Linked DNA regions of Homo sapiens: region 2 is linked to region 1. The links are chromatin contacts, found by Hi-C or POLR2A ChIA-PET in ENCODE. All regions are on one chromosome and are shown on one strand. Each heading gives the region's core, a stretch centred on a gene start or an enhancer-like site at or near the end of the contact. The rest is flanking DNA. Distances are from core to core; before and after follow the strand shown. Region 1 overlaps ACOXL (acyl-CoA oxidase like). Region 2 overlaps BCL2L11 (BCL2 like 11).

What was found. Hi-C counts contacts between places; a loop is a spot of excess contacts on that map. ChIA-PET counts read pairs that join two places held with the same protein, here RNA polymerase II (POLR2A). Pooled maps may share reads with other maps.
Region 2: a loop to region 1 is called in a pooled map, with 7 times the contacts of the local background. The contact joins two enhancer-like sites. A Hi-C loop is called at or near these places in 7 of 50 pooled maps. POLR2A ChIA-PET finds 5 or more read pairs at or near these places in 3 of 52 experiments (OCI-LY7, activated B cell and activated T-cell).

What each region holds. Positions count from the first base shown.
Region 1 is chr2:110,815,134-110,819,370 of GRCh38, forward strand. All of the region lies in intron 9 of ACOXL (acyl-CoA oxidase like), which reads left to right. Among named protein-coding and RNA genes, the nearest start is that of ACOXL, 85 kb to the left of the region's middle. Within about 2 kb of position 1,743, at least 2 of the 41 ENCODE cell types and tissues checked have a DNase peak (open chromatin) inside an H3K27ac peak, as active enhancers do.
Region 2 is chr2:111,155,677-111,159,913 of GRCh38, forward strand. All of the region lies in intron 3 of BCL2L11 (BCL2 like 11), which reads left to right. Among named protein-coding and RNA genes, the nearest start is that of BCL2L11, 37 kb to the left of the region's middle. Within about 2 kb of position 2,320, at least 3 of the 41 ENCODE cell types and tissues checked have a DNase peak (open chromatin) inside an H3K27ac peak, as active enhancers do.

The DNA.
Region 1 (4,237 bases), core at 493-2,992:
AAGTGCTGAGCAAAAGGGGTAAAAGCCCCTTATAAAACCATCAGATCTTGTGAGAACTCACTCACTATCATGAGAACAGCAACATGAGGGAAACTGCCCCCGTGATTCAATTACTTCCCAATGTGTCCCTCCTACAACACATGGAAATTATGGGAACTATAATTCAAGATGAGATTTGGGTGGAAACACAGCCAAACCATGTCAATCACTATAGTAGTAATATCTTCAAGCTTCTTGATCATTTTGTCTATTGTATGAAATCTATTTCATATTCTCCTTTGTTAATTTGTATTTTATTAATTTGGCCTCTATCTGATGCTTGTTGGTTTATTTCTCAATTTGTACAAAATCCAAGTGAGGTGCCTTGAAAACTTCAATACAGGGACCTTAGAAGGAGGGGATGTTTTTCATATTTAAAATGTATGTGCTGCCATGTCTGTAATAAGGAGCAAAGTCCCCTGCTTCTGTGAAGATATGTGGCTTTTCCAGATTATTACATGGTTTGCAGTGGGGAGAATGTTGCCTGCATCGTAGGGACTTCCCTCTGGATCAAGCTTGATCTGAGTTTGGAGAGGCAGGAACCGAAGGAGGTAAACTGAGGAGCAGGCATTCTCTGCCTACAAGGTTGGCCCTGAGTGGGGTGCCCAAGGGCTTCTGTGGAACTATATTTATTTGCCACTCAGCAAACTCAGGGGTAAGAAAGTCTTGCTTGGGGTGCCTCACCTGCAAGGCTGGTCACTAGGAATGTCAAGTCCAAGAGGACAGAACCTGTGTCTTCTTGGTCACCTCTGGATGAACAGGACCTGGTACTTAGTAAGCACTCAGTGAATGGACAGATGGATGATGGGTGAGTGGATGAATGGATGGAAAAATGCATGTATAGATGGATGAATAGATAGATTAATTGATGGATGGAGGGATGGATGGGTAGATGAATAGATGGATGAATGGATAGATGGGTGGGTAGATGAATGGATGGGTGGGTGGATGGATGAATGGATGGATAGACAGATGTATAAATGGATGCATGGATGGACGGATGGATGGATAGATGGATGAATGGATGGGTAGATGGATAAATGATGGATGGATGGATGGATGGATGGATGAATGGATGGATGAATGGATGTGTGGGTGGATGGATAGAGAGATAGATGAATAAATATAGTGGCAAAGGGGAAGGCTTATTTGGTAGAGAATAAGTCAGTCCAGATCACAGCTCTGTGGAGATTGGGTTTGGGTCATCTGGTGGCATTTAAATGTATTATTGGCCCTGGAATCATGAATTAAATCTTTAGAAAAAGAAAAACAAGCACTTTCTGTTTCTAATGTGTATATGGAGATCTTTTGGACTTGTGCACCCCAGGGTATTTTCAGCTGAGGCAGGTGTGTATCTGGGCAATGACTGTTTTGTTTTTATTTCCTGCAGTGCTTACTTGCTCCTTGGCTCACCCTTGCAGATTGCTCATGGCTGAGTCTCCTGGGTCTGATGACATTGTCAGTGTGACTGGAGTGCTATTCTAGGTGGATGATACACAGGTCCGGGGATGGTCTCCTGTTCTCTAAAGACAGCTGTGTAATAGGATTAAAGCTTCAGAGAGCAGCCGTGGCCTAAAGTATAGAGGAACTGGGTTAAGGGGAATTCTATCCGGGTGAGAGAAATGAATCTTTTACTCCAGCAATACAGACCTGGTTGCAGCTCCTCAAACAGGCCACCCTGGTCACCTCTGGACTCAGCACAGATTGGCCTCTCTGCCCGTGACTGTCCCTGTCTTCCTCTCTTGCTCACCCGTTGCCTGGGCATGGATGTGGCTTCCCTGGGAAAGCTTCCTGCCTTTGGGGCTGTTCTTAGTGCCTGGCTTATTCCAGCCCCAGGTGTTAACAGTCTGCCTACTTCTCCCTTAGCTACGAAAGGGCAGGAACTTCACACAGTGCGAGGCACACAGGGGGCCCTCAGTAGCTGTCTGCGAACTGAATTCAGCCCTGCACCCAGCCCATCACAAGCATCTTTGTTCTAAGGCGGTCCAGGAGGAGAGAAGGAGCTGCCACGTGCTGATGGTCTCCCGTGGGCTAGGCTCTTGAGATTCCATGTGTGTGTTCTCATTCAGTGCTCACAGCAACTCCACCAGGATTCCAGTTTCACAGCCAAGAAAACAGAGGCTCTGTGAGGGGAGGCAGCTTGGCGAGGCAATCACCTCATGTGGGGCAGTGCAGGGTTGTACACATCTGTGTCCCACTTGGATGACTTGAGGAATGACTTGAGGATTACGGAATGACTTGAGGGTCCCACAGAACCCTTCTTGCGAAAGACCCTTCATCTGGAGGCTGCACTGGAGAAGGGATGCTGGACATGTTGGAGCCTCAAAGTGCAGCATCTTCAGTTTCTTGAAACTTCTGTGCTTCTTGCTTGGGTAACTGTGCTTCCTCTGATCTTTGGGCCAACCTGGCCCATGAGAGATTCCAAGGATTTGAGCTGTCTCTAGGGTCATGGGGCAGCCTACATCTTGTGCTTGATTTTTCTCCAGGGATATCCTAGGTCAGGTAGTTAGGGTGATGGACATTGGCTCCAGAGTCAGCCTGATGAGTTGTGTTTTTCTAAATTAACTTTTATCTGGCAAGAGTGTTGCAGAATCAAGTTTTAAAAAATATTTGCATATCTCATTTCTTTGTCTAATTAGTGTTGTGAGAATGATGTCACAGTTTTCATGCTTGAATAAATAGCTGATGGTGTAAGGCACTAAGGGCTGGCTCACTGTGGCGCGTTCCCTTTCTTCTATTTGCCGTCTCGTCCAAGTTTTGTTTCAATCCATGCTCCTGACTTTTTTTTTTTTTTTTTTTTAGGGACTGATCTCATCAGCCAAATTATACCTTTTACTGCCATAAAATGCCTCCTTAATTTAGAGGATATGTTTGTCAATGTTGCAAGATAATTCCGAGCATCAAATCACTAGAGGTGCTGAGAGTACAAAAAGTATACTTGGCCGGGTGCAGTGGGTCATGCCTGTAATCCCAGCACTTTGGGAGGTCAAGTCGGGGGGATCACCTGAGGTGAGGAGTTTGAGACCAGCCTGGTCAACATGAAACCCCATCTCTACTAAAATTACAAAAATTAGCCTGGTGTGGTATGGCATGCGCCTATATTCCCAGCTATTTGGGAGGCTGAGGCAGGAGAATCACTTGAACCCGGGAGGCAGAGGTTGCAGTGAGCCGAGATCGCACCACTGCACTCCAGCCTGGTTGACAGAGTGAGACTCTGTCTCAAAAAAAAAAAAAAAACATATATATATATATGTGTGTGTGTGTGTGTGTGTGTGTGTGTATATATATATATATGTATATGTGTATGTGTGTATATATATGTGTATGTGTATATATATATGTGTATGTGTGTATATATATATGTGTATAAGTAGGTATATATATGTATGTGTATATATATGTATGTATATATATACTCTATGCCTATGCTCCATTTTAAAGTGGAATTTTAAAAAGACGGGGGATGGGGGAGATTTAGGTTAAATGTGACATGACCCCATTTTTACGTATGACCTTAGAAATCCTCTGGTTTATTCACTCCAGCTGGACTAAAGACATCTAAGCATTGGAGGGTGGAACATAGAAATTCCTTCCCTTGAGGGGTTTTCAGTCCTATTGGAAAAGCAGAGCGTAAACCTGAAATGATTTCAGGTGCTGATGTCAGCACCCTGGGAGCACACGGAAGCTCGTGATCAGCCAAAGCTGACCTGGCTGCGATGCTGAAGCTAGAATTGGCCTGTTGGGCAGGCACAAAGAGGACAGGCTGCATTCTGAGAAGTAATTTTCAGAACACTGGAGAGCATAGTTCTATTCAGCACCTAAGGTACTGTCCGTTTCTGGGCTTCATTTTAAAAGAGACACCCAGGCAAATGAAGCCAGTCTGGAGATGATCTCCAGGACAGTCAAGGGTTTTGACATGATGCCACGCTAAGAATTGCTGGAGCATGTGTGGATGTTTAGCTGGGAAAGAGACTCTGGGGAGGAGAGGCATAATAGCAAATGTCCAATAGATTGGTGCAGTTGAAAGCAGCTGGGAAGGTGGTTTGGACCAGATAATGAAGGGATTTGGTTGCCTTGCTAAAGATTCTGCAGTTTATTCTGTTGGCAATAGGGGGCTACTGGAGGCTTCTAAGGAAGAAGCAATGAGATTTACTCATGGTTCAGGAGCACCTTGGTTAAACATGGAGAACGCAGAGGA
Region 2 (4,237 bases), core at 1,070-3,569, 340 kb after region 1:
CTCTTGGCTAACTGTGACCTGGGCATGTCCTGGTGGTGGGCTGCAGTGGACAGCAGCACATGAAGCTGCTCTCCAGATGAGGCCAGCAGTGAATAAAAACCCTTTCATTGTTTGATCACAAGAAACAGTGATCTTTTGTTTACACTGCCTACTTCCTACTCTGTCCAGGGCATGTGCAGACAGGAATTGATTGAAGTGCATGTAGACCAAAATCTAGCCCTGAATGAGACAAAGTAGAGTTGAGAAGGTGACTTGCAGACTGATTTTGATGGAAAGAATTTAACGTGTCATTACATTAGCATTTTCCTGTGCTCTGTATGAATTTGAAATACTTATATGCTCTCCTTCTTGAGAAGTGAAATCCCCAGTGCTATCTCATTCTTGTTTTTATAAATGGTAGTCACTCTTCTGTGAATAATGTACAAAGGCAAGGACTAAAGTTTAGCCTGCTTGGTAATTGCACAAACTGAACACAAACCCAAACGTGTGTTCTCAGCGTACTTTGGAGGTCTTCATTAATTGAATGTTGGAGTTTAGTAAAAGAAGTTGCTTTCTGTTACTGGCTGTGAAAAGAGTCGTGGAAATCTGCACATCAGATATTAAATTCAAATTAGACCTAACTCATGCAATGATAGGTTGCCCCACACTTCACTCACATGAGTTGATAGAATGTCAGTTTTCATAACAAAAGCAGTCATGAGGAGCTTAGATAAATTGGTACCTGCCATTGATCAGTGGCACGGTTTTCATTCAGGTTCAGCAAGAGTTTTCCTTAAAGCTGGAGGAGGCAGCTCAGTGTTTGGGTTTAGGAGCCTTTCTTTCCTGTCTTAGACTACCCCGTTTCCGTCCCAGAAGTACAATGGCCAGAGGTGATGAGCTCCTTGGTTCTTCCCCTCAGACTTTTGGGAGAACATGTGGCTGGGATTATGTGGACTATGGATTGCTGGTTTTCCAAACAAGCGCGTTCTGTTACTCGTTGAAGCCAGAGTGTGATCTCGTAGGAAAACACGACTCACAGAGAAGTGTGGGGACTTTGGGGTCAGACCTAGAGCCCTGACTCTACCCTTAACCTTTAGGAGGCCAATTGTCTGGTCTATCCCTTAGGCATGTAGTGGAGATTAAGTAAGAACATTTAGAGATGGAGCTAGAAAATTCTTATTATCATCTGTTATCGTAATTCTGTTTCCTCTCACTTTGAACTGTAATTGAAACATTTTTCAATGGGTCTTCGGCGTTTAGAAAGGGAGATGCCAGGAACTCTGTTCACCTGTCTATCTTTTAAATACTCTGGAACTGCTTTTTAAACAAGTTGTGTGTTTGACCCTACTGCACATGCTGTGTCTGGGTGTAGGCAAATATGAGATGAGGCTGAGGCACTGGTGTGTGTTTAAATGGCTGGATGGGCATCGGGCTAAAGGACTTGTGCTTGTTTGCACCACGTGTGAGTGCTCATCTGTTTGGCAGGTGCCTACACCTGCAGGGCTGCCTTGCAGCTCTGGATCAAGGCCATTAACACATAACCATGAGGAAGGAGATGCAGGTGCCTGGAAGGGGACTTCAGGAGGTCTAACTGGGGTTTTTTTTAAATCTCTTGAGGAGGAAATGAAGATGCACACAAACTAAGGCTTGGCCCTGCTGCAGACGTTCAAAAATAATAAGCTTCTCATATCATCCTTCACTAGACTTCTACCACCTGAAACAAAGTGGAGAGGTTTTAGTTGTGGTTAAACTATGTTACGTCTCACTTAGCTTTTTTCTGAGGCTGAAACATTTTGGAACAGTGTGTTTCTTCTCTGAATCTAATATTCCAACTACTGGTGCCTCACACAGATGTCAGAACAATCTGTCTCTTCTCTGTGGTTGGCCATAGAACAGTGACGATTTCAGAAGTGGCAGGTGGGAGTTGTTCCCCAGTTTAGCCAGCACCAGGTCTGGAGTCTGACAGGCTAGAGACCTACCAAGTGGAGGGCTGTGCTGTGCTGCCTGAAGAGCCTCAGTGCACAGCCTCACCTGGACATTCACTGGAGAAGAGATTTGTGTCACAATAAGCCTTAACTATCATAATTTCTTTGAAATAGTGTGTCAAAAATAGGATAAAAGTTTGGTTTATGCAAATGTAGTTTTTATCTGACTTCTGAAGACCACATTGTCACCATAGCAGATCAGCTGCAGCACCCATAGCTTTGCAACGCTAGGGGAGAGTGCTCTCCTGGTTTGGGGTGAAGGTACCATGCATCTGGGAGGGAACTTCCTAGTGCCCTTTCCCCAGCTGTGGTGACATCAAAGTGCAGCAGGCACAAGCTATGCAAATATCCATGTTGCCTTGGTGATGAATAGAAAGTGGATTTGGTGTTGGGCAGTATTGTAGCAATCTCCTCTGACACCTGAAAACAGCATGCATATGGAACCAGTGCTGAAATACCAGCTCAGCTGCCGTTTGACTGTGGTTGTTGGTCTGAAAGTGGAGAGAGACCAGATCTTCCTGAAGAGCTCCACATCATGCTCAACTGTGTGCTGGGCCTTTTTCTCTCTGACTTCTGTGTCACTTAGTTGCCAGTTAAAATGCTGTTTAGACTGCTGGGTTATGAACGAGTCGTGGAGTGGTAGTTCTAACAGAATCAGGGGGGTGACTCCTAGTTCCATGTCCCACCCTGCCACCTCAGTGTCCCTAAAGATGCCGTGACAGCCCCTGGGTATTCTCAGGCTCCTGGATGTCCATCCCAGGCCCTCTCTTCTGCAGCCTGTGGGGATCAGACACCAACCAGAGAGACTGCTTCCTCAGTTGCCTGAGCCTGGAGCAGAGATTCCCTCTGTCCTTCCTGGTCTCACAGTCCAAAATTCAGCCTCCTATTATATATAATGTATAATAATTTATAGTATATATATAAACACTTAAATATATATAAAAAATAAGTTTCAGGACATCCTATACATTTACTGTTGAAATTCTGTAAGAAACAAGTTTTTGAGTAAGTTAAATTCCTCTGCATCTCAGAGTTCTATAGGTATACCTTGTTTTTGAATGCCTCTTAGAATTAGGAATTGAGCTTGCTTTGATATGACAATGAAATTGTCGTTTTTCCCTCGTTGCTCTGACTGCCAGGAAACTCTTAACTAAACTGTGGCTCTCTTACAGCACATCTCACCCCTGGTTCCCAGGATAACTCCTTGATGTCATGTCTGATCTCAACCTTTTTTTTTAAATTGTGTTACACACATTTGCGCTTTCTTAATTTAAGTCCCCTTTGAGCCATGCTATGTCTAGGTCTGTGTTGTACTTACCGAGTCCTTGGGCCCAGTGGGTGTCAGCCCTGCCTTTGGAGCATGGATGAGTGGGCTGTATTCTGAGCTGCATTGTAGGAATCACTTAGTGATTCTCAATTCGCACTCCAGAACCTCTGTGGCCTCAGCTCAGCCTGAAACAAGGCCCCTTTCAGGTCTGAGGAGCAACGGGCCCTTCCCAGCAGAGGCACAGGCACAGGCACAGGGTGTGCGAGGAGGGAAGGTGCTGGCCTGAAAGCCCTCGTTTAACTTCTTTCCTGCTTCTGGCATTCCATCTTCATGTGGGCCAAGAGTACCCATCCTGTCCTGCCACTGTCTTCAGCTGCACTTTGAGTCACTTGCTTGACCTCTGTAGTCACTGGCTGCAAAACAGCATAGGGAATGCTACCCTGGCACTCAGGGTTGTTGTGGGGACTGAAAAGCATGGGCTAGGTTATTTCATTTAGTGGTGGCCATGGCAATTCTTCCATCCCCAAGCTTGGGCACACAAAGTCCAAAGGCCTGGAGTGCCCTAGGCAGCTTTTCAAAGGTTCGACTCCTCTCACTGTTGGAGAGTGAAGCTGAATCCAAAGCTGCATTCTATAGTTGTCTGCTGTTCAACCTGACCAGTTCCCTGGGGCCAGGGCCTCTATTGTTTTCCAAGCATCTGCTTCCCTGGACTGAGCAAGAGAGTGGTGTTCTGTGATTATTTTGGCATTAGAATGTCATTAAATTCCCTGACACTTAATTGGTCGTCCCAAGTGTAAATTGAAGATGCTTCTGCCCTGCACTTAATGTTCCTCGCTGCAGTGGCAGCTCCAGCCCCTGGCAAGGCAGCAGGAACCCCACGCTAGGGCATTCCTGTGGTACAGCTCCTCCCAGGTTGCCACCCAGATGAGCTTGTGCCATCTGGTGTCATGGGGACATGTGAAGAACTATTTAGGAATTCCCTGTTGAATGCTCGACACCGTCTCAA